Regions from separate parts of the Homo sapiens genome. Here region 2 is linked to region 1. Evidence: chromatin loops called from intact Hi-C (ENCODE). Cell type or tissue: IMR-90. All regions are shown on one strand. Each heading gives the region's core, and the rest is flanking DNA. Links, peaks and the distances in the headings are about the cores only. Region 1 overlaps TARS1 (threonyl-tRNA synthetase 1). Region 2 overlaps SLC45A2 (solute carrier family 45 member 2).

Region 1 (12,935 bases), core at 3,382-11,381:
ATTAGGACAGTTTCTCATTCTGATCAATGATACAAGATAATCTCTAGATTTCTCAAAGTCAGATAAAATGTGAGACACATTCTCTGCAAGGTATTTCAAGAATTAAGGGAGTCCTCAGCTAATTGCTCTGCTAAACCTGTTTTAGGTGGGGAAAAGTCCATGATTAGGGTAGAATTTAGTGCCTACTTTAGCCTTTTGCCTGATACAACAGAACAACTGAAAATAGAGGAATGATGGAGAAAAACATTAGCCTGATGTTTGCAGCATCAGAAGCATTTGACACTTGTATTGCTTCAAAGGGAGAATTGGATGGGCTTATTTTTTAATAAGTAGTGAAAACTCTGATTTTTACCAAGTGCCATAACCAGTTATTATCAATTACAATTTGCTGAATGATACAAAATGGATGTTGAGTAAACTGAGGGCACTGTGTCCCCGTGAAGAATAAGTAATAAAATGAACAATTAATCACTACATGCAGTTATTAAATCATTTGTTACCTCCTCTCACAGCCAATACACAGTGTTTTGTGATGTATTAAAGTGTGAGGCCTAGTCCTATCCTCAATTTGCTTTGCTATCTACTTAGCAAGACAAATTGTAGTTACAGGCTTTCCTTACGTAGGGTTAGTTTTCTTCTCCTGCATCTCCTCGCCTTAATCTTTATTGGATAGGTCTTTTCATTTTGGGGTTTTTTAAAGCCAAGTTTTAAAAGTAGTCGTTACATGTTCCAGGAAAAGATACTGAAGAGTAGAGTAAGAAATATGCTGTCCCTGTTTAGTGAATATGCCCACATCTACACTGAATATTTTTATTCTCTTCCAAAGGCCCTTTTGGCTGTCCCCTCGCCAGGTAATGGTAGTTCCAGTGGGACCAACCTGTGATGAATATGCCCAAAAGGTAAGCCTTAGATATGAATTTTCTTTCAATTTAACATCTGTTGTTCAGCTTTTCAAATCACATAAGCCCTGTATTCTTGGTGAATCGAGCTGTTGTGATAAAGAGAAATGTTACTATTTTTAATCTTTGTTAAGCCTGAATAGATTATATTACTTCTTTAATGCTTTTCTCCATGATTCCATAATCAGAAGACATATTTGGATAGTGTTTTATGTACACTTGTATATTTTATTGTATTTGTTTTAAGAGATGGGATCTTTCTCTTGCCCCAACTGGAGTGCAGTAGTACAGTCATGGCTCACTGTAACCTCAAACTCCTGGGCTCACGCAGTCCTCCCACCTTGGCCTCCCGAGTAGCAGTGACTACAGGCAGGAGCCACCATACCCAGTTACACTTGTATATTTTAGTATTTAGTATTTTAAAAAACCAGATTAGCAGATATCAGGTACTTCAGTATGGTAGGTAAATTCCCGTTCAAAATACAGTTTAGGCTGCTCTTTGACTCAGTGAGTAATTTTGCTTCATTTTAATGTAAATTTCTTCAGGTAGTTGAAATTTTTTCAGGTTAATAGTATAGCAGACCAATGTCTTGCCTCTCTACCAAAAAAACTAACTTACCAACAAATGTATAGCCATTCATAACTTCACTTTAAAGCATTGTTCTGCCATAGTGAAAATTCCATACTAAGGAATTTCAAATTATTAAAAGTTGATGAGTGAACAATACTGTAACATCAAAACCATCATGTCTTCAGACCATCAGAATAAACCACACTCAGTTCTTAATTACCCTTAAGAAATAAATGAACTTGAGCATGGAGATGCATACCTGTAGTCCCAGCTACTTAGGAGCTTGAGGCAGGAGGATCTTTGAGGGTTCAGGGTGTGATGATTGTGCTTGTGAGTAGCCACTGCATTCCAGCCTGAGCAACATAGTGAGACCCCATCTCTTAAAAAAAAACTGAAGTGGGCCAGGCGTGGTGGCTCACGCCTGTAATCCCAGCACTTTGGGAGGCCGAGGCGGGTGGATCACGAGGTCAGGAGATCAAGACCATGGTGAAACCCCGTCTCTACTAAAAAATACAAAAAATTAGCTGGGCGCAGTGGCGGGCACCTGTAGTCCCAGCTACTCAGGAGGCTGAGGCAGGAGAATGGAATGAACCCAGGAGGCGGAGCTTGCAGTGAGCCAAGATCATGCCACTGCACTCCAGCCTGGGTGACAGAGCAAGACTCCATCTCAAAAAAATAAATAAATAAAAACAAATAAATAAATAAAAAAAATGAAGTGAACACTAAACCATCTAATAGATAAACCATTCAGACTATTCCTGTTACTGCACTCAGTAGTTTTAGTTACAAATGATGACAATCAAAGTTATGTTCCATGGTTGAGTGCACTTTGTCTTATTTGTATGTGAAAACTCACACAGTAGGAAGAAGTTCTGTATTGGTTAACTGAGTTCTCAACTGGAGACAGCACTGACTTCCCCATTTCCCTTTGCGGGTAGGTGGCATTCCAGATTATGTGGTGGTAAGCTTTTCTTTTGCGGGGAGAGAAGACAGGGCAGTACTCCTGATACCTAATAACTATAGAGCAGACATGTTAAACACCCTGTAATTATCAGGCCACTTCCCCAACTGCAGAATTGCCCATCTCACGTGCACACACAGGACCCATGTTGAGAAAAATGAAGAAACTGATGCCTTATTCTTTAAAGTAGTTATAAGTTGAAGATGTAGACCTATCTTGGCATTCTAAAATTCTGTAACAACCCTTCTGAAATGGGTGTAATAAAATGTCAACAGGTTAATTGGTTCGTGATCACTGTGGCTTAAAAATCTAGTTAAAATGCTAAGACTTGTGCACAGTATAGGCAAAGTCACTTAGATTGTTTCAAAAAGTATGCCTTATAGAAATAAACATTTGACATACATAAATAACCCTTGGTTTACACATAACTCGCATTTGAGAAATGAATGTGTTGTAGATCATTTAGAATCTTTTTCAATCAAAAATTGAAAGAAATATTTCGTCACCCAGGTCAACCAGAGATTGCTGGTTTTACTCATGATACTTAAGTAGAGTATGATAGTTACTATTTCACCTTCAGCTGTACTTAAGATGTTTTCCTGGAAAAATTCATTCTGCTTTCTGACCAGGATTTCCAGAAACTCTGACCCTTCTAAGAGGTCTGGGTGGAATTGTGATGGTGATTCTGCTAGTAGACAGTGTAACTTCTGCGTCTACAAAAAGAGGATAGGCCGTCACTGCTCACATGGCTTTGCGTGAAAGCCCAATGGTACTGTCTCTATGGCAGAGATGAGGAAGGAACACCAGCGTCCTCCAACTTTCCTGTTCTTCCTTTGGGTTAATGGCCACTGTAAGGAAACAGTTTTCTGCCACGTGTGGGGTGATTTGAATGTAAAATGCCCAACTCTCATAGCAGGCTGAACAGAAACATTTTTTATACTCATTGTTAATTTGTTCTAATCTAAATTACTTTTAGACTATTAAATATTATTCTATTTTAAAGTTAAGGGACTAATGCCTCTGATAACCTGATTAAAAAAAAAAACTTTCTGATACTCAGAAGTTAAGATTTATTCAGTTGAAGATCATTTCTTTCAGGTGTTGATCGTGTGATATTTTTCACATCTGTAATCTGAGGTTCATATGAAATGATAGTGAAATAAAATTGTTCATTTAGGTCTTTTTGTCATGTTAATATGTTATCAGGTTAATGGGAAGTTTAATCTAGTTAATGTAAAATTAATAAATTGTAATCTAGTTTATTGCTTTTTTGGAAAAGAATACTGAAAACATTGTTTACTTAATACACATGACCTGAGGTAATAAAGAGGAGCTGGCCTTTTTGAGGGGGGAATAATGGCAGTGAATAATATTATCTAAGACAGTTTTGCCAGCTTTAAATTCCTGGAAGTTCATCCAAGAAGTCCTGATCCCTGTGTTCAGTAAAATCATGTGAGATCAAAATATAATTCTGATTTTAGATCTGACAAATTCTGTATCTCTGTTACAATAGGTACGACAACAATTCCACGATGCCAAATTCATGGCAGACATTGATCTGGATCCAGGCTGTACATTGAATAAAAAGATTCGAAATGCACAGTTAGCACAGTATAACTTCATTTTAGGTAAGAATGGAAACTTACCAAAGAAAATTTGCCACACCTCAGGAAAATCTACTGAAACCTTGAGACAGGTTTAAGTGAATTGTAATCAAGAATTTATTTAGTTCCTTCCAGTCCTGATTTTTTTTCTATTATATATTTTAATATATAATAACTATAAAAATAGGCTCATGCATACATACTGGGTTTTTTTTTTTTTCACTTAAATCATGGATGTCTGTGAGAAAATATTTTGCTATTATAACAAGAATGAAGACGCATTGCTTTTAAACACATCTATTGGATTACTTTCTCAAGATAATGCCTTATGTGGGATTACTTGAAAAAAGATATTCATGATGTTTGGGGTTTTATTATTTGGTTGTTACGTTGTCTAGATTGACTCCATAAGCACAGTAGTTTTAGATATTGCAAAGAGTTTCTTTTAAATATCAACACATGGTCACTTGTACCTTTTAATGTATCAGAAGCTATGGGGTAGGTTTTGGGTCCTAGGATCATTTCTTTTCAGATGTTCAGTGTGAATTCTTCCATATCTTTAGATTAAGTCTGACAAAGCTTTGTGTGTTTGTTTTAGTTGTTGGTGAAAAAGAGAAAATCAGTGGCACTGTTAATATCCGCACAAGAGACAATAAGGTCCACGGGGAACGCACCATTTCTGAAACTATCGAGCGGCTACAGCAGCTCAAAGAGTTCCGCAGCAAACAGGCAGAAGAAGAATTTTAATGAAAAAATTACCCAGATTGGCTCCATGGAAAAGGAGGAACAGCGTTTCCGTAAAATTGACTTTGTACTCTGAAAACGTCAATTTATATTGAACTTGGAGGAGTTTGGCAAAGTCTGAATAGGTCAACCTGCAGGCGTAACTATTTTTGACCTAGTCAGTTTTTAAACAATGTGCATTTGAAGGAGTTAATTAAAAGAGAGCCAATAAAATGATTTTACTCATTCAGTATCTGAGTACTGGAAGTGAAACATGAGGAATGCTTTAGTGTAATGTGGGAGAACTTTTTTGTAAATTTAATGCAATTGAAAAAGTTTTCAAATTCAATTAAGATAACTAGAATTGGATTATGGTGTAAAAATAAAAAAAAAATTTATTCACATAAGTTTCAAGACTGCTCTGTCCCTCACATGTACACATACATGCCTGAGACAGATAATGTGGTTCAGTATTTATCTTTACAGTTTTACAGCAAATATAATGCAGGGTGGATGGAGACGGGGTAGGTCTGCAGCATCATAATGCTATTCATAAACTGGGTGTGAGCTGGGTGCTGGCTTCTCAGAGGATAAACACTTTTGGGAGTGTCATTTTTACTTAATGTTGGATGGACACCTTTTCAAACAAAAACTACCATGGATCTATTACAGAGTAGATTTGCACAAATGTTTAAGATAAAACGTGAATCTTCAGAGAAATATCTGTTTATGGCAGACTGTTCTGGACCATAGAATCACTTGGTTTACAAATTCCCTATTTTCTCATAAGGGATCATTTTCAAAATCTTCTACCAATAAATGGTGATTGAAAGGACAGCACAAAGTAAATAATTTCTTATGTGGATAAATACTAATTCCTCCTTGTTAGAATGATATTTTAAAAGTAACATCTTTTTTTTAATTTTTTTTGAGACAAGATCCTTTGTCCCCCAGGCTGGAGTGTGGTGCCATGATCTCGGCTCACTGCAACCTCAGCCTCCCAAGTAGGTGGGACTAAAGACATGTGCCACCATGCCTGGCTGATGTTTGTATTTTCTATAGAGATGGTTTCATCATGTTGCCCAGGCTGGTATCAAACTCCTGGATAAAAGAGACCCACCTGCCTCAGTCTCCCAAAGTGCTGGGATTACAGGTGTGAGCCACCACGCCCAGCCTAAAAAGCAACATCTTGTCAGTGCTATAATCTCAAATAGCTTGTTTGCAAGGTGTGATGGTTAATACTAAGTGTCAACTTGATTGGATTAAAGGATGCCTTTATTGTTTCTGGGTGTGTCTGTGAGGGTGTTGCCAGAGAGATTGACATTTGAGTCAGTGGCCTGGGAGAGGCAGACACACCCTCTGTGTGCGTGGGCACCATCCAGTCGGCTGCCAGTGCAGCTAGAACAAAGCGGGTGGAAGAAAGTGGGATTAAGTTGGCTTGCTGAGTCTTCTGGCTTTCATCTTTCTCCTGTGCTGGATGATTCCTGCCCTTGGACATCAGACTCCAGGTTCTTCAGCTTTTGGACTCTTGGACTTATACCCGTGGTTTGCCAGGGGCCTTCTGGCCTTTGGCCATTGACTGGAGATGGCACTGTCGGCTTCCCTGCTTTTGAGGCTTGGACTCGGACTGAACCACTACTGGCTTCCTTGCTCCTTAGCTTGCAGACAGCCTATCGTGGGACTTCACCGTGTGCTTGTGTGAGTCAATTCTTACTAAATTTCCTTTCATATATACATATATCCTATTCTGTCTCTCTGGAGAACCCTGACTAATACACAAGGGTCACTTCAAAGAGAAGCTAATTTGCATAGATTAATTTTCACTTTAATAAAGGAGCTAAGATCTTTAATCATAGAGGGCTTTTCTTTTGAAACTTTATAATTAAGCCTTGCTTCTGAACAGCTTTAAAATTAACTTTTGTGATAGAGTTGTAATTTTTATGTGTCTGAAAGAAACTTAATTTTATACTTAAACCAGACTCAACATTTAGAGAAGCTTTATAAATCTTTCAAAACTTGGGATAAAAAAGTGTAATAAAGACATAGTTTAGTGGGACTGGAAATCAAAGGTTTCTCTTGATCTAACTAACACCTACTTAGCTTAGTCCTCACTTCTAGTGGAATCATTAGAGGGCCACTGTCTTGATGGGAGGGTTCTTGTGTGGGGTTTTTTTTTTTTTTTTTTTTGAGACAGGGTCTTGCTCTGTCACCAAAGCTGGAGAGCAGTGGCACAGTCAGGGCGCACTGCTGCTTTAAACTCCCGGATTCAAGTGGTCCTCCCACGGCAGCCTCCCGTGTAGCTGGGACTACAGGTGCATGCCACCACACTTGGCTAATTTTTTTTTTGTTTTATTTTTTGTAGAGATGAGGTTCCTACTATGTTGCCCAGGCTGGTCTCAAACTCGTGGGTTCAAGCAGTCTTGCTGCCTCAGCCCCACAAAGTGCTGTGATTACAGGTGAGAGCTACCACACCCAGGACCACTCTCTAAGAGCTACTATAATTGTGGGTTTACGCCATCTAAGTTCTTATCTGTAATTTTGTTTTCCTCCCTTTCCTGGACAGTGGAGACTGATCTGCTTACAGTTCTTCATGCATCAGTTCTGGCATATAACTTGAAGATTTGAAAGAACCCAATTGCTAAGCTTTCTTGAGCATCTAGTCTATTGTGAGTTATATGGTCTTGATAATTAAATAAACAGGAACAATTTGAGAACAATAATACCTGCAACTGCCACGTGACAAAATCTGTAAAGATAGATTTTGCGAAGTAGAGAGGTAAAACTCAAACCAGATGGTGAAAAAAGTGATGACCAGGGCAGGAAATTTGAGAAACAAGATTAAGGCTTGCCAGAAATACAGCAGTGATGTTAAGAAGGTATAAGGGTAAAGGGTGAAGTTACCTCAAATGATGGGCTGAGTTCAGAATCTTGTGTACTTCATGAATCTTGCTTCAGTTCCTCACCTTTACTACAGCGATAGACACCTGCACCTTATCTCAGGCCCCCTGCACTGTGACTACTAGACAAATGCTTCTCAAATTACAATGGCCATATGAATCACCAGGAGATGGCGTTAAAATGCAGGCTGATTCTGTAGGTCTGGGCTGGATTGGAGACACTGTATTAACAAGCTCCCAGTTGATGTTGAGAAACACACTTTGAATAGAAGGCCGTCATTCCCACTCTGACTGTCCTTATTCTGTTCTGCCTAAAAAAAAAATAAAAAATAAAAAATAGGGAAAAAAGGCTTATAAGGAAACCAACTTTTTGTCCTTTTGACCTCCATCTCTCTTCCTCTTGCTGAGGCAACCACTTTCAGACACACCAGTGTATATCTCTTTTCCTATTTCTAAATACTATTGCAATCTCATTATTTTTAATAGCGATGCCCAGGCCACAGTGTGGTGGCTCATAGCTCACTGCAGCGTCAAACTCCTTAGCTCAAGCAGTCCTCCTGCCTCAGCCTCCCAAGTAGCTGGGACTACAGGTATATACCACCATGCCTGGCTAATTTTTTTGACTTTTTATTTATAGAGATGGGATCTCACTGCGTTGCCCAGGCTAGTCTTGAACTCCTGGCCTCAAATGATCTTCCCACTTCAGCCCCCAACATAGTTGAGATTGCAGGAGTGAGCCACTATGCCTGATTGTTGCTGTCTCTTTTTTCATTACTCTTAGAACCCCTCTCTTGACTTCCTGTTTCAGAAAATGAGGAATTTATTTCACAATCTATTTCTTCCCTCCATCCTTATGATGTCATATCTCAATTTTTTGTGAAATCCATATTAGGTGCCTTTGTTATTATGACCATAAATATTATGCTCTAATAAGCCACGTAGTATTGTATTCTATGATTACTTTTTTTTAAAGTACTTTTCTGTATGAGTTATTGGAGTTAATAATCATTCTTTTCTTTTAAAATGTTTTCTTTAGGCCAGGCATGGTGGCTCGTGTCTGTAATCCCAGCACTTTGGGAGACCAAAGTGGGTGGATCACTTGAGGCCAGGAGTTCAAGACCAGCCTGGCCAACGTGGTGATTCCTCGTCTCTACGCAAAATATAAAAATTAGCCAGGCCATGGTGGCGCATGTCTGTAACCCCAGCTACTTGGGAGGCTGAGGCAGGAGAATCGCTTGGACCTAGGAGGCAGAAGTTGCAGTGAGCCGAGATTGTGCCACTTCACTCCAGCCTGGGTGACAGAGTGAGACCCTGTCTCAAAAATAAAAAATAAAAAATGTTTTCTTTGGCTGGGTGTAATGGTTCACTTCTGTAATCCCAGCACCTTGGGAGGCCACGGTGGGCAAATTGCATGAGCTCAGGAGTTCGAGACCAGCCTGGGCAACATGGCAAAACCCCGTCTCTACCAAAAATATAAAAAATTAGCCGGGCATGGTAGCATGCACCTGTAGTCCCAGCTATTCAGGAGACTGAGGTGAGAGGATTGCTTGGAACCAGGAGGTGGAGGTGGCAATGAGCTGAGATCATGCCTCTGTACTCCAGCCTGGGCGCAAGACCCTGTTTGAAAAATAAATAAATAATACAGTAAAATGTTTTCTTTGTGGCTGGGTACAGTGGCTCATGCCTATAATCCCAGAACTTTGGGAGGCTGAAGGAGGAGGATTGCTTGAGGCTAGGAGTTCAAGACCAGCCTTGGCAACACAATGACTTTTTTTCTTAACATTTGGAAGAAATTGCCCCCATTTTCCTCTGCCTTCCTGTGTTTTTATGAGGAAGCCGTTTTTATTTTCATACCTTTGTATGCCACCAGTCATTTTTTTTCTCTGAAAGATTTAGATGTCTTTTCTTGGGCCTAATATTCTAAAATTTCATGACTGTGTCAGTCTTTTGCCTTCCGTCGTGGTGAGCAGTCTTCATTCTGGAGACCTGGATCTTTCAGTTCTAAATACTTTTGTATTTAGTCTTTGGTGGTTTCCTTCCCTACCTTGTTCTCTCCTTAATGGGCCTTCTATTATTTAGGTGTTCTATTTTAAGGGATATTTTCTTAACTTTCTCTTCCCATTTATTCTTCTATTGTGTTTTTAAATTTTTTCACCTGTATTTCTTTTTTAAGTTTTCAGTGTTTCTGTTTATATATCAATGTATCCTGTTTTGGTTACTTGGATTGGATTTATTTCCTTAGAGCATTCATTTTAATCACATTGAAGTTTTATTCAGCATGCTGCATTTTTATTTCTTTTAAGTTTGTTTATTGATATTTTGGTCTCTTTCATATTGTAAGCATGCCTTGAGGGCAAATAGCCTTGCTAGTTGTTGTTACCCCTCCTGCCATTTGCAGGTGCTTAAATTTGACCTTCACTCTGTCTATTGCATCATTTTCTGATACCCCATTCACTTTCCATCTTATAAACCAAAAATAAAATTCTAAGCCCCCCAATCAACTGAATGGACCCCTCCTCTCAGCCAAGGGCCTTCCAAAGTTAACCTAAAAAACGAGTTCAGGCCATAATGGGAAGGCAGTTCAGACATGCCTGATTGTACCCACCTCCCTTTGGAATTCAGGCACAACTGACCTGCATTAACATTAAAACAGAGACCTTAACGACTGACAAAACAGTTTTTCTAGCAATAAGATACCAACATGACAGCAGGCCCTGAAAGAGATTATTTTACCCTAAAAATATATATTTCTTTGACATATTTTCAGATGGCCCTGCAGAACTGTCTGATAAGGGAAAATCTACATTCTACAGAGAATCCCCTTCCCTTTCCAAGTCTTTAATCCCAGAGAGAATTAATTAAGAGTCTGGCACCTTTTTAAATCTTAAAAGAAAATTTTGCCATCTATTCTCTCTGAAGCCTGCTACCTGGAGGCTTTGTCTATTATACATAAGAAGGACCTTGGTCTCCACAACCCCTTATCGTAATCCAGACACTCATTTCTATTGATTCCAGGTTTTTAGATAATAACTCTTTCAACCAATTGCCAATCAGAAAATCTTTAAATCATATATAGCCTGCAAGCCCTCATCTGGCATTGTCCTCTCTTTCCATACTGAACCAATGTACATCTTACATGTATTGATTGATGTCTTATGTCTCCCTAAGATGTATAAAATCAAGCTGTAGCCTGACTACCTTGGGTACATGTTCTTAAGATCTCTGGGGGCTGTGTTTTGGGCCAGGGTCACTCATATTTGGCTCAGAATAAGTCTCTTCAAATATTTTACAGAGTTTGACTCTTTTTGTTGGCAATCTTCAGAGATTGTGGTTTGGGGTTACAAATGTCTCCTGGCATGTCAGACTGCTTATTGCTCCACTAACTTCTTCTTGCACTCAGATTTAGTTGAGGAAGACAGTGTGCCCTAGGAGCACCCGTGAGATAGATTTGGCCAGTGAGATAGGAGTGGAAGTCCCTGGGTAGTGTTTCTTGGAAAGCTTACTAAATGGAATAAATTTTTGCCCTTTATTTGCCCTTCTTTGCCTTTCTTCCTCTTTTTGCTTAGAAGGCAATCCGGCAGCCATCTTGCAACTACAAGGTGACCATGAAAATGAAAACCACAGGTTAGTGGAGAACAGGATGATAGAAAGAGTTTGGATTATTGATAATGTGGTGGATGCACTGAATCTACCTGGACTGCCTAATTCTGCATTTTTGTATGACAGAAATAAAAGCCAACTTCACTGAATTACTGTGGTCAGATTTCTGGTCCAAAGATGGACAACTTCTTCTGTCTTTGTTTCAAGATTAATTTTGAGCAAACAGGGTTGAAACTCCTCTGCCACAGCTGGGCCTGGTGGCTCCCGCCTGTAGTCCCAGCTTCTCAGGCCACTGAGGTGGGGGGATTGGTTGAGCCTAGGAGTTCCAGGGTATAGTGAGCTATGATTGCACCTCTGCACTCCAGCCTGGGCAACAGAGATCCTGTCTCTAAAAAAAATTGGAAATTAAAATTTTAAAAAGTTGTATTAGTCCATTCTCATGCTGCTATGAATAAACATCGGAGACTGAGTAATTTATAAAGCAAAGAGGTTTAATTGACTCACAGTTCCGCAGGGCTGGGGAAGCCTCAAGACACTTAAGAATCATGGTGGAAGGGGAAGCAAACACGTCCTTCTTCACATGGCAGCAGGAAGAAGAAAAATGAGCAAAAGATGGAAAAGCCTCTTATAAAACCATTAGATCTTGTGAAAACTCACTCACTATCATGAGAACAGCATAAAGGTAACCACCCCCATGATTCAATTACCTCCCACAGGGTTCCTCCCATGATGTGGGGATTATAGGAGCTACAATTCAAGATGAAATTTGGGTGGGGACACAGCCAAACCATATCAAAAGTCCTCTGCCATGTCTGGTCTTTTAATTCCTTTGTTCCCCAACCTTCCACCCCTGATTGTCTCCTGCCCTGTCCCCCTTTTGTTTCTCTTCCTCAATAAGCCTTAATTTCCATGGCCAATCACTTATAAACCTCTTTTTCCAGTAATCCCAATTTCCATGCATCCATGTCCTGCTTGATTCATTGAACAAATGCTGAATGTTTCTCCAAATTCTACAGTTAAGAGACTGAGCACTGTTAGAGAAAACAGTCTAGAATTTTAAGAACTGGAGCTACTTCCAATTTGTTATCTCCAGCTTCAGCTGCACCATAATTTATCTCTATATGTAGTTTCCTTATCTAGTCCCTCAAGTCCCTCAGTAACTGTCACTACGTTCTTCAGATACCTACGTCTCCCCAAGATTGAATTTCCCTAAGAGCCTATAGAAAGCACATAACTTTATATTTTCAAATGTCACTTCACTTTTCGTCTACTCCCTGCACTATCAGCTGACTGTTTGCTTTCCTCCTACTTCATTAAATCTAGAAACTTGTATTAGTGTTTCCCTCCTTCCCTCCAGTAAATGAGGTCTTCTCCCTCCTTTTAAGTCCAACCATTCTACTGGACCTCTCGATCCTCTGATATAGAACCAAGGTAATGAGCTTTGGAGCCAGTTGAGTTGCTATTCTGTCTCTTCTTAGTTGGATAACCCACCATTTAATTTCTCTGAACCTCTTTACTTACCCATAAAATGTGAATAAAACCTTGATATGGTTTTGCTCTGTGTCCCTACCCAAATCTCAGGTGGAATTGTAATTCCTAGTGTTGGAGGAAGGGCCAGGTGGGAGGCGATTGGATCATGCGGGTGGATTTCTCCCTTGCTGTTCTTGTTATAGTGAGTTA
Region 2 (12,935 bases), core at 1,789-9,788, 500 kb after region 1:
TACTGCACAGATGAACAGTAAAACACAAAGTGAGCACCAATGCAGAGAAGAAGAACATGACCTGGAATTCTGTACCCAACAGTCTTCCCAGCTCCAGATGGGCCCAGTCTATAGCACCCAAAAGGTAACCCAGGGCACCTCCAAAACCTGGAAAGCAAGAAAAGCTATGTTAGCATATTTAGCAAATTATCGTTCATTTTCCTCATGCATAGACACTCCCCTTCAGTGGGAAAACTCCCTGAAGACAGCAGAGGCAACCTGGATATAATTGGAAAAGCAATACAGCAAGAGGCTGAAAAACACACAGCCAGGCAATGTGGGTTCAAGTTTTGGCTCTAGCATTTACTTGCTGTGATCTTGGGCTTCCTCACCCAGAATATGGAGGTAATAGTAAAAGAGTAACCTACTAGTAGGGTCATGATTTGAAAATAGAAAGTGTTCAGGATGGGGCCAGACACATAGCAAGGGCTTACTAAGTATTGCTACCATCAGAGATACTGTGACCTTTCCAAAGTGCATTCTCTAGACTGCTTTTGAACTTAAATTTCTGACCAGAAAAAGCCCCAAAGAAAACCAATTTCTGGCAGCAATAAAATTAAATGACTTGCAGTTTCTTATTATTAAGCTTCCTGGGATGACGTAAGCTTGCAAAGATGAAACACCCTCAAAAGCTGTCTTTCTTCCTCTATTAGAAGCTCAAGGTACTTGTTCCCAGTTGATAGCTGGGAACAGGAAATAATGAGAACAAAAGTTTAAACATGAATTTTTAAAAATCCTATTATCGTTTCCCAGGACTCCAACCTGAGGTCTTTTTGGTGCTTGTTTTATCTTCTCAGGCTTAAACATTGTGTCACTTGAGGGATACTGAGGAAAGGCTCCTCAAAATCTATTCAATCCTAATTATCTGATATTTAAAATCCCATTATTAGTTATTCCTTTTTTGAGTTTCTGTTTTAAAATACACGTGTTCCTGGTATGGGCAAGAAATTACTCAGCACCAAAGTAGTAACTGTTCCTCAGATGTTCCTTCTGGTGCAGACATCAGTGACTTCTGATAAAGGTGGGGAGATAGCATGGTTGGGGAGGGGGCAGTGGACATATTATGGGATGTCGAGGGAATTAAAGAGTTGAGTGCTGGACACATCCACTACATATGTCACAAACTTATGTAGGACTGATCCTCCTGTCAAAATTCTTTAAACGTCAAACTCCCATCATGCCTACCAACCACAACTTATCTAGCTGAACAGATCAGCTTTCATTTTTGTTTTTGATTTTTTTTGTGTGTGTGTATGAGTGAAGTCTCTATTTTATTTCTCAGATAAGGACAATATCTTCACAAGCTAGAGAATCAAGGAAGAAAATAGAACTAAAGGAGTTCCTCTCTAACCCTAAACATCTAAAGTTACATAAACTCTGACCTCAAGAACACAAACCTGAATGTCAAGTACCATGAATCCTAATTTATTCAAATTAGTGAGAGAGTAGACAATTTTGGTCACTTCATATTCTGGTTAGTTGCAATTTAACATAGAGCCTATTTAAGGAGGACCAACAATCTAATCATTGGATTCCAAAAATAAAGCATCATTAGCATGTCCTGAATGCTGAAGTGTTTTAAGGCAGAATTACAAGAAACTGTGGCCAATGGGGCACAGTGAAGTAAGACATATAGTCTCTGGAAGCAAGAAATTTATGGCCTAGTTATATGTGATGAGCATATACATAAACAGATAAAGGACAGATGATGGTGAAGTGCCCAGGATTTGAGAGAAAGAGAAGGTCCTGAAACAGCCACACTCTACGACTGATTCAGAAGAATGTTCTGGGATTTGTAGTGCCTCTGGTTATTATTAGACAATGACTATTCAATTGTAGAGAGGCAGAAGGTATCAGAAGTCATGCGTCAAGCCAAGCAATCAACCAATAAGAATGTATTAAGTCTGCTCCCCAACCCATTACGACAACCAAAAATGTCTCTAGATATTGCCAAATATCTCTGAGGGAAGGAGGTTGAAAAGTGGCCCCTAGTTTAGAACCCCTGACCTAAGTCAACCCTATGACAGACACATTCCTTTTTCGAAACTATCATTTGTAAACAGATCAAGGGTTTTCACATTGCCATTCAATTTCTTATCACTTATGCCTCTATCTTTCAAATTTTTGTTCAACTGAGCATTACTCATTGCCTCAGTTGGAAGAATATAGAGCAGAAGACCCCTGCTCATTTGAAAGAATTGATATGTGAAATAAATCCTCCACTGTGCAATGGAATGGTAGTTTTATTTTATGGAAAAAATATAAGGATATGCATATAATGATGGATTTGTATTAGAGACTAATTTGGAAAATGGAGTCCTACAATTGGGGAGTTTCCTGATGCAGTTGCATGTCTACTGGTTTACTTTAGTTCAATAAACATGTATCGAACACTAAATATATGTAAATGACTCTACAAACTTCTGGGGATATAAACATAAAAAAGACACAGTTTCCCATTTTTTTCCCCAGAAGGTGGTTTCAAGTGGGAGAAGCACATAATGGGAGAAGCTACTTTCTTTTTTTTTTTTTTTTTTTTTTTTGAGACGGAGTCTCGCTCTGTCGCCCAGGCCGGACTGCGGACTGCAGTGGCGCAATCTCGGCTCACTGCAAGCTCCGCTTCCCGGGTTCACGCCATTCTCCTGCCTCAGCCTCCCAAGTAGCTGGGACTACAGGCGCCCGCCACCGGAGAAGCTACTTTCAAAACAGTAATAAATGATAAGCTAGAACTCAGAGCTGGGTACTCAGAGTACAGAGGAGTTTCAAAGAGTCATTATTGGTGCTAGTTAATAGTAACAAGGTGATGTCGATTATTAGTAAATCTGACAGGATTTCTCTTCATTAGCAATGAAAGTTATAAGAGTTCAATATATCAATGAATTCAAAAATTTTGGATGTAAAAGGAGATTTGAAGAGTTAGATCAGAAAGCTATGAGCTTTAGTGACTCTGTGATGGAAGACCACACAGAGGGAAGAAGAGATTTGGAATCGTGCCTGATTTCCATTCCTATCTTTGTGCTTTCTAGTCACATGCTCTTGGGCACTTCTCTGAGAAACAAGGGTGGTGCTGCCTCCTCATCTGAATTTAGTGAGGATTAATGCAAATAATCCACGTCAAGCCCCAGCACATACCATGGCAGAACCAGACCCAAAACTGAGCTCCCTGCTGACTTCCTATAGTAACCCTAATTCCAAAGCCTCCCCTAGAAGCAGAAGATAGCTACTGCACTGAACTGGCTGAAGGCAGCCTGCCTGGAACTTGCTGAAAGGATTTAGTCATTTTAGGCCCAGTGATTAGAACTAATGGATTATTCTGAGGGCTGAGACCTGGGCTTACCCCTGACCCTATTGTGGCATGTAGCAAGTATCAAGAAAGTAAAATATATCTCAAACTTGGAAAGTGTAAAAATTGCAACTGCTTGACTTTTAAAATATTCCTCTAGAGCAGCCTTCTTAAACTTTAATGTGCACGCAAATCATGTGGGCACCTTGTTAAAATGCAAGTTCTGATTCTGAAGGTCTAAGGTGGAGCCTGAGATTCTGCATTTCTTTCAAGCTCACCACTGACACCAATGCTGCTGGGCCAAGCATCACTCTTTTGAGTGGCCAGGTGACAGCAGTTTCTAACTAACTTCCTTTCTTGAGAAATGGTACTTTGTTGTCACAGGATATTTGACCCACAATTCATAACTGATAAAGCACAGTGATTTGCAGTCCTGTAAAATTAAGGTAGTTTGCAGATATGAATAGGGTTTTTGTTGCCTGGTAGGGAAATTACTCCAAAAGTATTACAGAGGGGTTATACTTTTATAACCCCTTGTCTTGTAGAAGGTTAACCAGGTTCATATTTAGTCTAGCATTTTTTATTTTGCTAGACACACACACACACACACACACACACACACACACACACACACACACATTTCCTGCAAGAACCTGGGGGAAACTCTTCTTATATCTTCCCCATTGGTTCCTTTATTAATGTGTTAATTTAAAACCTTGACATAATCTATAACTTAGAGAATTATTAGCACTCTCTTATCTTAGGGAAGGGGGTAAAAAAAAAAAAAGGGAAGAACTGTCTTATTTGTCCCAAAGCTACTGTTTTGAAGTAGTTGTAGCTGCAAGTTAGAATAGTACAACACGACATGCCAGGAAAGCAAAGTGGGCCACTGGGGGAATTATCCTAACAGAATATTAAGACACTGGAAAAAAATATTTAAACTTTATCTATTTGCTGCCTCAGATATGATGAGGGCCAGTAGAGGGCTGCAGGAATTCATTAAAGGCCTTTCTTTTGCTTCTTCTTCTTAAGCCAAGGGTTTTATCTTCAAAGACAATCTCCCCAACAAAACCTAATTGCGCTATGATAAAGGCTGATAGTTTTACCATTTTACCACCTCCCACACCTACATCCAGACTGTATTTACCTCTGCTGCCAAAATCAGCCTCTGTGAGGCCACTGGAATCAATCACCAGGCTATTGGGCAAGCCATAAGCCAGAGCATTCGGAGGACATCTGCTGCCACATTAGATAACAAGCTTTTACAAAGAAGGGCCAGAAGTGGTCCAGCTGGCCCCTTCCTCACCAAGCCAGGCTGTGTTGTCAAACTCAGCAGAATAAATGGCTTTAGAAGACAGATGTCATATTTCATAACTAATGATGCAACTTGAACAGTGGCCCATACTGGAAGAAGTCCAAATATATAGAAATATGTAAAAAATTGTCTTTAGTCCACAACTATGACAGGTAAAATGGGAAATTGGTAAACTGTCAGTACCAAGGAATCTAAAGGATGAAAGGAAACTCAAGAGAGTCCATCTAAATCAAACTCTGCACCTACCATCTGCCTGTAATTGCCTGCAGGCATCAGGTGTGTGGCTTGGCAAGCTCAGCACCAGGGCTGACACAGCTCAAGTCATGAGAGCTAGCTATGTGCTGTTTGCTACTTTACCTCTGAAGGAGGACAGACTAAAGAACTCCCATCTTCCCATGGGGTTCATGAGAAAGTCGTTCTGATTCTTTTCTACATGTTGAAAAAAATAGCAATGAAAGTGTCAGATTAGGTGCATGCTTCCTACTTATTCCCACCAGGTACATACTAAATCCTGGACAGTTAACATAAGTACCAGCTACTCTCTCTCTCTCTCTCTCTCTGTGTGTGTGTGTGTGTGTGTGTGTGTGTGTGGTGTCCTTGACCCATTTGTTTATCAATAGAAATTGTTAGAGCACCTATCTTCACCAGGAACTGTGCTAAACACTTGAGATACATCAATGAGCAAGACAGACATGACCTCTGCCCTCTTGGAGGCTGAGTACAGAAAAAGCAGTCAAAATGATACATGTGTTGTGTTCCCAATGAAAAGAAAAAAAAAATTTTAAATTAAAATAAAAAAAAAATGATACATATGCTCTGGTCAAAGACCAGCTTGACCAGACAAGCTGATCTGATATTTCTTTAGGTTTACAAAGCAACTTTTCTCTTCAAAGATGCTGAGATAATATATTTAAAATATTGCTCACTGTTTCCATCCACCTACCTCTAATCCTGGCATCCCTTTCTCTCATTGGGCCCTTCTTTCACATTTAAGCTGGGCCAGGATGCCTCGTTGCTTTGAGGACAGTATGTAACAGTAGAGAGCAGAGAAATAAGAATGGTTTGTCTTGCTTCAGAGTTCCGAAAGCCCTTAGGCTGCGAAGGCATCGAGAGTAGATTCATTAGAAAATGTGCTTTAAGAACCAGGCTTCCCAGGCTAGACAGAGCATTCATGATGGGTGCACACATATTGGTAAATCCCTTAGGCGGCGATGGTCTTGCTGCCTGCTTGATGGGCCTAGCTAGAGTTGGAGGGTGGGAAGAGAGGAGCAGAGCCTCCCCTGGAAGGCTTGAGGGATCCAAGAGCAAGAAGATAGGTGCCTCATTTCCTGGTCAGACCCCATGGAGGCAGTAAGAATCCCAGGAAGAAAAGGCTGTGCAGGAGGTCAGGCATTAATTGGCCTCGTTCTGGAGCCATTTATGGCTGTCTTGAGCTTTCTTAAAGTTTACAGAACTAATATTTCCAGTTCTAAGTTGTAATGGCTCAGCACACCGTGAAGCGTTTTGCAAAATGCTTTAACTCCTCCTAGTGGTGACCAGGGAGCACAGGGCACAAATGCTAGAATGAAAAAGCTGCAGACTAGAAGTCATCAGCTGAGTTAGACAGCCCCTGTGAGCCACTGCAAACCTTCTCGGTCCCCACCTGCCTCCCTTGCTCCAGCAGCTGCTGCAGTGACCAAATCTAAGCCAGCTCCGGCCAGCTTTGCACTGGACAGGTGCATCTGGATGGTGCCTAAACTGAGGGAAGACAGAAACAGCTGGGGTTCAGGGCTTACAAAACCCATGGTACCACCCTTAGTCAGTCAGTACAGACTGGATTAATCTTCCCTCATTCATCCCCTACATGGAGAGTTCTTTGGTGCCCTTCCTAAGCCTCCTCAGAGCCAGCTCTGTAATGCTTATTGTTTGGCCTGTTCCTGTCCACCATTTCCTTACTCTTGCTCTCTAGAATCCCTTCCCAAATAAACTATCTGTATACAAACCTCTGGGGTTCAACTTTTAGAGGAATCCAGACTAACTCATGAACCACATCTTTGGTTAGCTGGTTGGCTGACTGGCTTGTTGGTTGGTTGGTTGGTTGGTTGGTTGGTTTTACCCCTAGTCTACCACTAACCAGCTGTGTGACCTTGGGTTAGCCACTTTACCTCTCAACAACACAGCTTAATCATTAATAAAATTAAGATGTTAAAACTGAATATCCATCTCACCAATATTTTTTGAGCACCTTCCATATTCCAAGCACTATTCAAGATAGTGGTGGTCAATGAACAGGAAACACAATGTTCTTGTACTTGAGGAGTTTATGTGATGGTTAGAGAGACAGACAATAAACAATAAACAAATAGCACTTCTCATCATGGTGGACCCTAGAGATAAGATATTTCAGGACTACAGCAAGAAGCTGCCAGAGTGCATGGAGATGGGCACCATCTTAAGGAGCTAAGGGAACAATTCAAAGAATTTACCAAACCGTATGAAAAGTCTGAAAATGATCTGAAGGCCCTAAAAAGTGTTGGGCAGATTGTGAGTAACATGCTTAAACAATTAACTGAAGAAAAATTCATTGTTAAAGCTGCAGATGGACCAAGATGTGTTGGGAGTTGTCGTCGACAGCTTCACAAAAGTAGCTGAAGCCAGGAACAAGAGTTGCTTTGGATAGGGCTACACTAACTATCATGAGATATTTACCAAGAGAGGTGGAGCCACTGATTTATAACATGTCTCATGAGGATCCTGGGATGTTTCTTATTCTGAGATTGGAGGGCTATCAGAATAGATGTGGGAATTGAGGGGTTACCACTTACAAACCCAGTTATTCCAACTTGTAGGAATAATACCTCCAAAAGGCTGTTTGTTATGTGGACCACCATAAACAGGAAAAACACTCTTGGCACACAAGCTATTGCTGGCCAGCTGGACTGCAACTTTTTTCCTTTTTTTTTGTTTTTTGGAGACAGGGTCTCACTCTATTGTCCAGGCTGGAGTGCAGTACTGTGGTCTTGGCTCACTGCAACCTCCATCTCCCAGGCTCAGGTGATCCTTCCACCTCAGCCTCCGGAGTGGCTCAGACCACAGGTGTGCACCACCATGCCCAACTAATTTTTAATTAGTTAATTAATTATTTTTTATTTTTTATTTTGAGACGGAGTCTCATCTGTTGCCCAGGATGGAGTGCAGTGGCGTGATCTTGGTTCACTGTAACCTCCACCTTCTGGGTTCAAGCGATTCTCCTGCCTCAGCCTTCTGAGTAGCTGGGATTACAGGCATGCACCCCCATGCCTGGCTAATTTTTGTGTTTTTAGTACAGACGAGATTTCACCACATTGGCCAGGCTGGTCTCGAACTCCCGACCTCAGGTAATCCACCCACCTTGGCCTCCCAAAGTACTGGGATTACAGGTGAGAGCTACCACACCCAGTTACCCAGCTAATTTTTGTATCTTCTGTAGAGATGGGGTTTCACCATGGTGCCCAGGTCCACCTGCCTTGGCCTCCCACAGTGTTGGGATTACAGGTGTGAGCCACCACACCTGGCCAGGACTGCAATTTCTTAAAGGTTGTATCTAGTTCTATTGTAGACAAGCACATTGGTGAAAGGGCTCATTGGATCAGAGAAATGTTTAATTATGCCAGGGACCATCCACCATGCATCATTTTTATGGATGAATTAGATGCTATTGATGGTTGTTGGTTTTCCAAGGGTACTTCAGCTGACAGAGAGATTCAGAGAACTTTAATGGAGTTACTGAATCAAATGGATGGATTTGATACTCTGCGCAGAGTTAAAATACAACAGACCAAATACACGGGATCTTGCTTTGCTGCATCCAGGAAGATTAGATAGAAAAAAATACATATTGATTTGCCAAATGAACGAGCAAGATTAGACACGTTGAAAATCCATGCAAGTCCCCTTACAAAGTATGGTGAAATTAATTATGGAGTAATTGTGAAGTTTGCAGATGACTTTAATGGAGGAGACCTGAGAAATGCTTGTACTGAAGGAGGTATGTTTGCAATTCATGCTGATCATGGTTTTGCAAAGCAGGAAGGCATCATGAAAGGTTAGAAAGTGGCTGATTCTAAGACGCTAGAGCTTAAATTGAACTATAAACCTGTGTAATTTACTTTTTGATGGCTATATAAAAGACATTGGCTTAATGTGAAAGTGAAGTTAAAGAAAATACTATACGTATTGCCAATGATCTCATTAAAAGTGTATGAATAAAAATATGAGTAACATCATACAAATTAGTATAATAATTCAGTAATCCAACTTTTAGGACTGATATGGAAGTATGTATGTTTGCTAATATCGCATTTATTGCAGCAGAAGTTACAAGAGAAGAATGTGTTGAAACTTTTCGTATTTGCTAGGTGAGCATTTTGTAAAACATTGAAAATGGTTTGAGGTAGTAGGATAAGAAAGCATTTTTGTGACTTATTTTATATCATTTGTTTCCCTCATTCTAAAAAGTTGAATAAAATCTGTTTGATTCAGACCTACAGAAATAAATAAATGAAAAAATAATACAGTGTCAAGTAATGATGGGTACCTCTGTGATGGGAGTCAGGGCTGGGGGTGTGTGTTTGCGATCAGAGTAACAAAGCAAGGAGGCCAAAAGCCAACTGCCAATTGGTACCTGGGAAAGCACTTTCGAGCAGAGGAAACAGGGAGGACAAAGTCCCCCAGATTCCCACTTCTCTAATCTGACTTGGAGATTCTTTGAGAGTTGTGTTGATCCCATTTGAATGGAAAAGAGATGGCAATTTGGAGACTTAATCACCCTAAATTGCATAAATCACCCTTTTTATCCACAAGCTGAAATCCCTGTATCCTTGGTTTCTGCCCTGGCCATATCCTTTCCAAGCTGCCTGAATGAGGAGATGTGAAAGTCTACCATGGGTGGAACTTCAAAGGTTTTGTTTGATGAAACAAAACCACTCATCTAAAGATGAAAAAGAGAAAAGGTTAAAACAGTCTCAAACATGAAGTGACTCCTTTCCTCTGTGTAAAAGGTTTAGTCAAAGAGTCTCTTGTTTCAATTTCGTTTTTAAGACTCTTTTCTTAGCCCTTAATTATTTGCTATTTAGAGCATTTGTTGCATGTTCGCATTTTTTGTGCATACTTTGAAGTATTAAAAGACAAAAGTTAAAAGAAGTTGATATCTGACAAGTTACCCATTCTTCTTCCAAGGATGTAATGGGGCAAGTTTCTCACTGAGTCATTACAAATAAAATGTTTGCAGGCGTAGTGAGGATAGCGGAAATCAAGTAAATATAAACATTTGGCGTTTCATCTCTTTGGGTTAGATGAAATCCTTTAGATGGTTCATTGTGCTGTGCCTGTGACCCTTGCAAGGTGGTTATTAACTAACATGGTGCAGAGATTTGCAAGCCTGTGAAGGAATGAAGAAAGCTCAGAAATGCTGAGGCTACTCTGCAGTGAATAGGAGGAACCAGGAGCTGAACAGGGCTGGCCTTTCCTGTCATGCCTGATCCCAGCCTCCCGCCAAGCAAGAAAGCCCACTGCTAAGAACAGCAAAGTCTTGGGTTCAAGTAGCAGAAATACGCTTGGTTAGACTCCCTGGGCACAAAAGGATTTCCAGTCTTCCCTGGTGAGTACCACTCTGTTAGCTCACTCGGTTCCACAGCCTCAGGTGCACCCAGGAGTGAAGGATCTGTGTGGTGAGAAGATGCGGGTGGACCCACCAAACCTACCATGGCTACCACATATGCCAGGGATGGAGGAGGATAGAGTTGCCTTTAAATATGAAAGATAGAAGCTAGAGGAATTAAATGTCTCCCTAGGAGCCAGTACAGTCTTTTCTCTAGAAAATCCCAAAAAAATGTCAGAAATATGCTGGGAAATATTTTGGTAATGAACCCTTGGATGCTTATTTATGAAGCATTTGGAAATGCTGGAACAGAACCACAGCAGTGAAACAAAAAAAAAAAAAGAATTTCAGTTTACTGGGATGATTGGATTCCTTGGGTGAATAATATTTTGCTGTTGATGAAAAATCAAAATGGGCCCTGACACTGAACATGCCTCTGCCGGAAAACGTTTGCTTCAAGTGGAATGCTGTAGTTATCTCTTTGTCAAGGGCATGTAAATTCAAAAAGTTTGGCATGTATGCAAAGACAGGGCAGAGGGACAAGGCCCTGCTTGTTATTTTCACTCATCTTTTAATGCAGTTTTTCATTCAGAGTGAGGATACCACAGTGGGATCACATATCCCACATTTAACTCACCAGAATTCAACTATTCACACTTTGAACACAGGGAGAAAGAGAGAGATTGCAAGAAAGACAAGAGTAACATTTTAAATAGTATGGGTAATTCTATTAATTTCAGGAGTAAACATTAAAGGAGAGACAAATCTGCATATATATATGTGCAGGTTTGTACACACAAAACAAAGCATATTGTATTTTATGAGTAATCTGAGAGATATTTACGAATAATGTCGATTGTCATTGTCACTGAGTTGGGGACTTTAGAATCTAAGCCTTAAACAAAGTGAGAGACTCCACTGCACTGTCCTAAAAGAGGAAGATGTTTTAAGTTGTTTTTCTAGTTGGGGAAAGAAATTGCTCTGAGCCATCCACACAACCTCTGCTGCTTCCATATGAGCAAAGACATGCACGGGAGACAGTCGGCTGAGGTTCGGGGTTCAGTGCTGGTCATGAGACAAAGTAATTAAATGAGCATATTTGTCTAATTGATGCAATTTGTCGTGTCATTTAAAACCATGAATTATAAACAGGGTTATGTAACCCTCGGGTCTCCTTTTACACAACTAACATGTTTAAGTGCCTGCTAACAGCAAGGCAATGAATTAGAAGCCATGGGGAATTTGCAGGTAAACCCTCATGGGAGAGTTTACGAATCTTGCAGGAGGGGTAGATAAATACCTTGTAAATTACAATACAGGGGAGAGAGTGAACAAATGTGCAGATCAGGTAAAATTGCGAGCAGGCATGTATATCACTCCAAAATATAATTATCCTTTAATTATTTACTCATATATGGGACTTTAAAAGCTCTAATTCATTTTCTTATAATAGTCTTGGTCTTTAATTATTCTTATTAAGCTAACATTCAACTGTGTTTGCATTTTATGTGATAGCTACCAGCTTTGTCTATTCAATTGTAATTGCTCCTTCCTTTTTGCTAATAAAACCCCAATGTGGTTTAGGGAGATACATGACCAACTCCCAGCAAAACCCTCACTTTTCAACCTCCTTAGGCCACTGAATGCTCACATAACCCAATTCTGCCTAATGAGAAACAAGCAGAGCTCTGGGAGAGGGGAGGTTTCTAGGGCAGATTTGCTTTCTTCATTTAAAGAGTGAATGTAGGCTCTTTCCCCATTCCCCCTTCCTTCTCCCTGACCCTCCTCTCCCCTCCTCTTGTCTTGAAACAAACAAGAGCTATGGACCCGTAGCAATTGTCTTGCATCCAGGAGGCAATACATCCTTAAAGCTGCCAAGGAAACATTAAATTGTTGGCTCTGACATCTAGCAGCTCACTGAAAGCCAGCAGACACGTACTCCCAGACTTTTTGTTACATAAGAAAAATAAACATCTGCCTTGAAGCCACTGTTTTGTGGGCGTTAGTGACTTGCAAACAACCCCTTCCTAATCACTCTATTCCCTAAGCATATACCAAGTGCTGATAGGGAAGGGGCCGAGAACACGGGGAAGGGCTGAAGGAAATCAACCTGGATTTTTGGGTGGCAGTACCAGTCCCCCAAAAAGATCATTAAAGTGCATATAACATTGTCTCTCATTCACACATCCCTTATCCTCTCACTCATTCACACGTATGTTACCTCTGGACAGCCCCCTTCCCTCAAGAAGTTTATGGTGTAATGAGTATGATTAGAAATGTATTCAAATAACTAACATGGAAGGTGGAAAATGGCAAAGGCCAAGAAAGAGACATAAGAAAGTAGCCCTTTAGGGCTGGACTGTTTATCTAAGCTGGGAGGTGGTAAAATGTTTTCCTCAGGGTGTGAGCCAACTTTCCCTTTGCCACCAACTGCCCCTCCCTCCAAGGATGGGGTGGAGGTTGGAGGGGTGAGGGGGGTGGGGGAGATTTTTTTCCCCTCCCTGCAGGACAGGGGTGGAGGGATTTTAGAAGATCTTAAAGGGAGCATTCTGCATGAGAACCTGAGAACAGCTAGATTGGAACACAATACTCCAGTTCCATAACTGCTCTTATGAACACAAAAAGACCTTTTGTGTTTTTCTTGTTTATTTGAAAATTCTAGAATATCTTCATTATGCAAA

What was found. Peaks named below come from ENCODE experiments on the same cell type or tissue, not always from the same donor. Only the 100,000 strongest peaks of a DNase experiment are listed, where the experiment ranks them.
Region 2: a loop joins it to region 1, with 13 times the contacts of the local background. A loop is called at or near these places in 15 of 110 quality-filtered maps.

What each region holds. Positions count from the first base shown.
Region 1 is chr5:33,462,927-33,475,861 of GRCh38, forward strand. It overlaps TARS1 (threonyl-tRNA synthetase 1), which reads left to right. Exons shown (of 19, transcript NM_152295.5): 17 at 827-899; 18 at 3,945-4,059; 19 at 4,634-5,160. The coding sequence ends at 4,782. Among named protein-coding and RNA genes, the nearest start is that of TARS1, 28 kb to the left of the region's middle. In IMR-90, for the core only: a CTCF peak has its summit at 7,825 (motif pointing right); a DNase peak (open chromatin) is centred at 7,855; H3K27ac peaks cover 133 bases.
Region 2 is chr5:33,963,870-33,976,804 of GRCh38, forward strand. It overlaps SLC45A2 (solute carrier family 45 member 2), which reads right to left. Exons shown (of 7, transcript NM_016180.5): 3 at 1-147. It also overlaps the pseudogene PSMC6P3. Among named protein-coding and RNA genes, the nearest start is that of SLC45A2, 14 kb to the right of the region's middle. In IMR-90, for the core only: a CTCF peak has its summit at 6,167 (motif pointing left); a DNase peak (open chromatin) is centred at 6,152; H3K27me3 peaks cover 355 bases.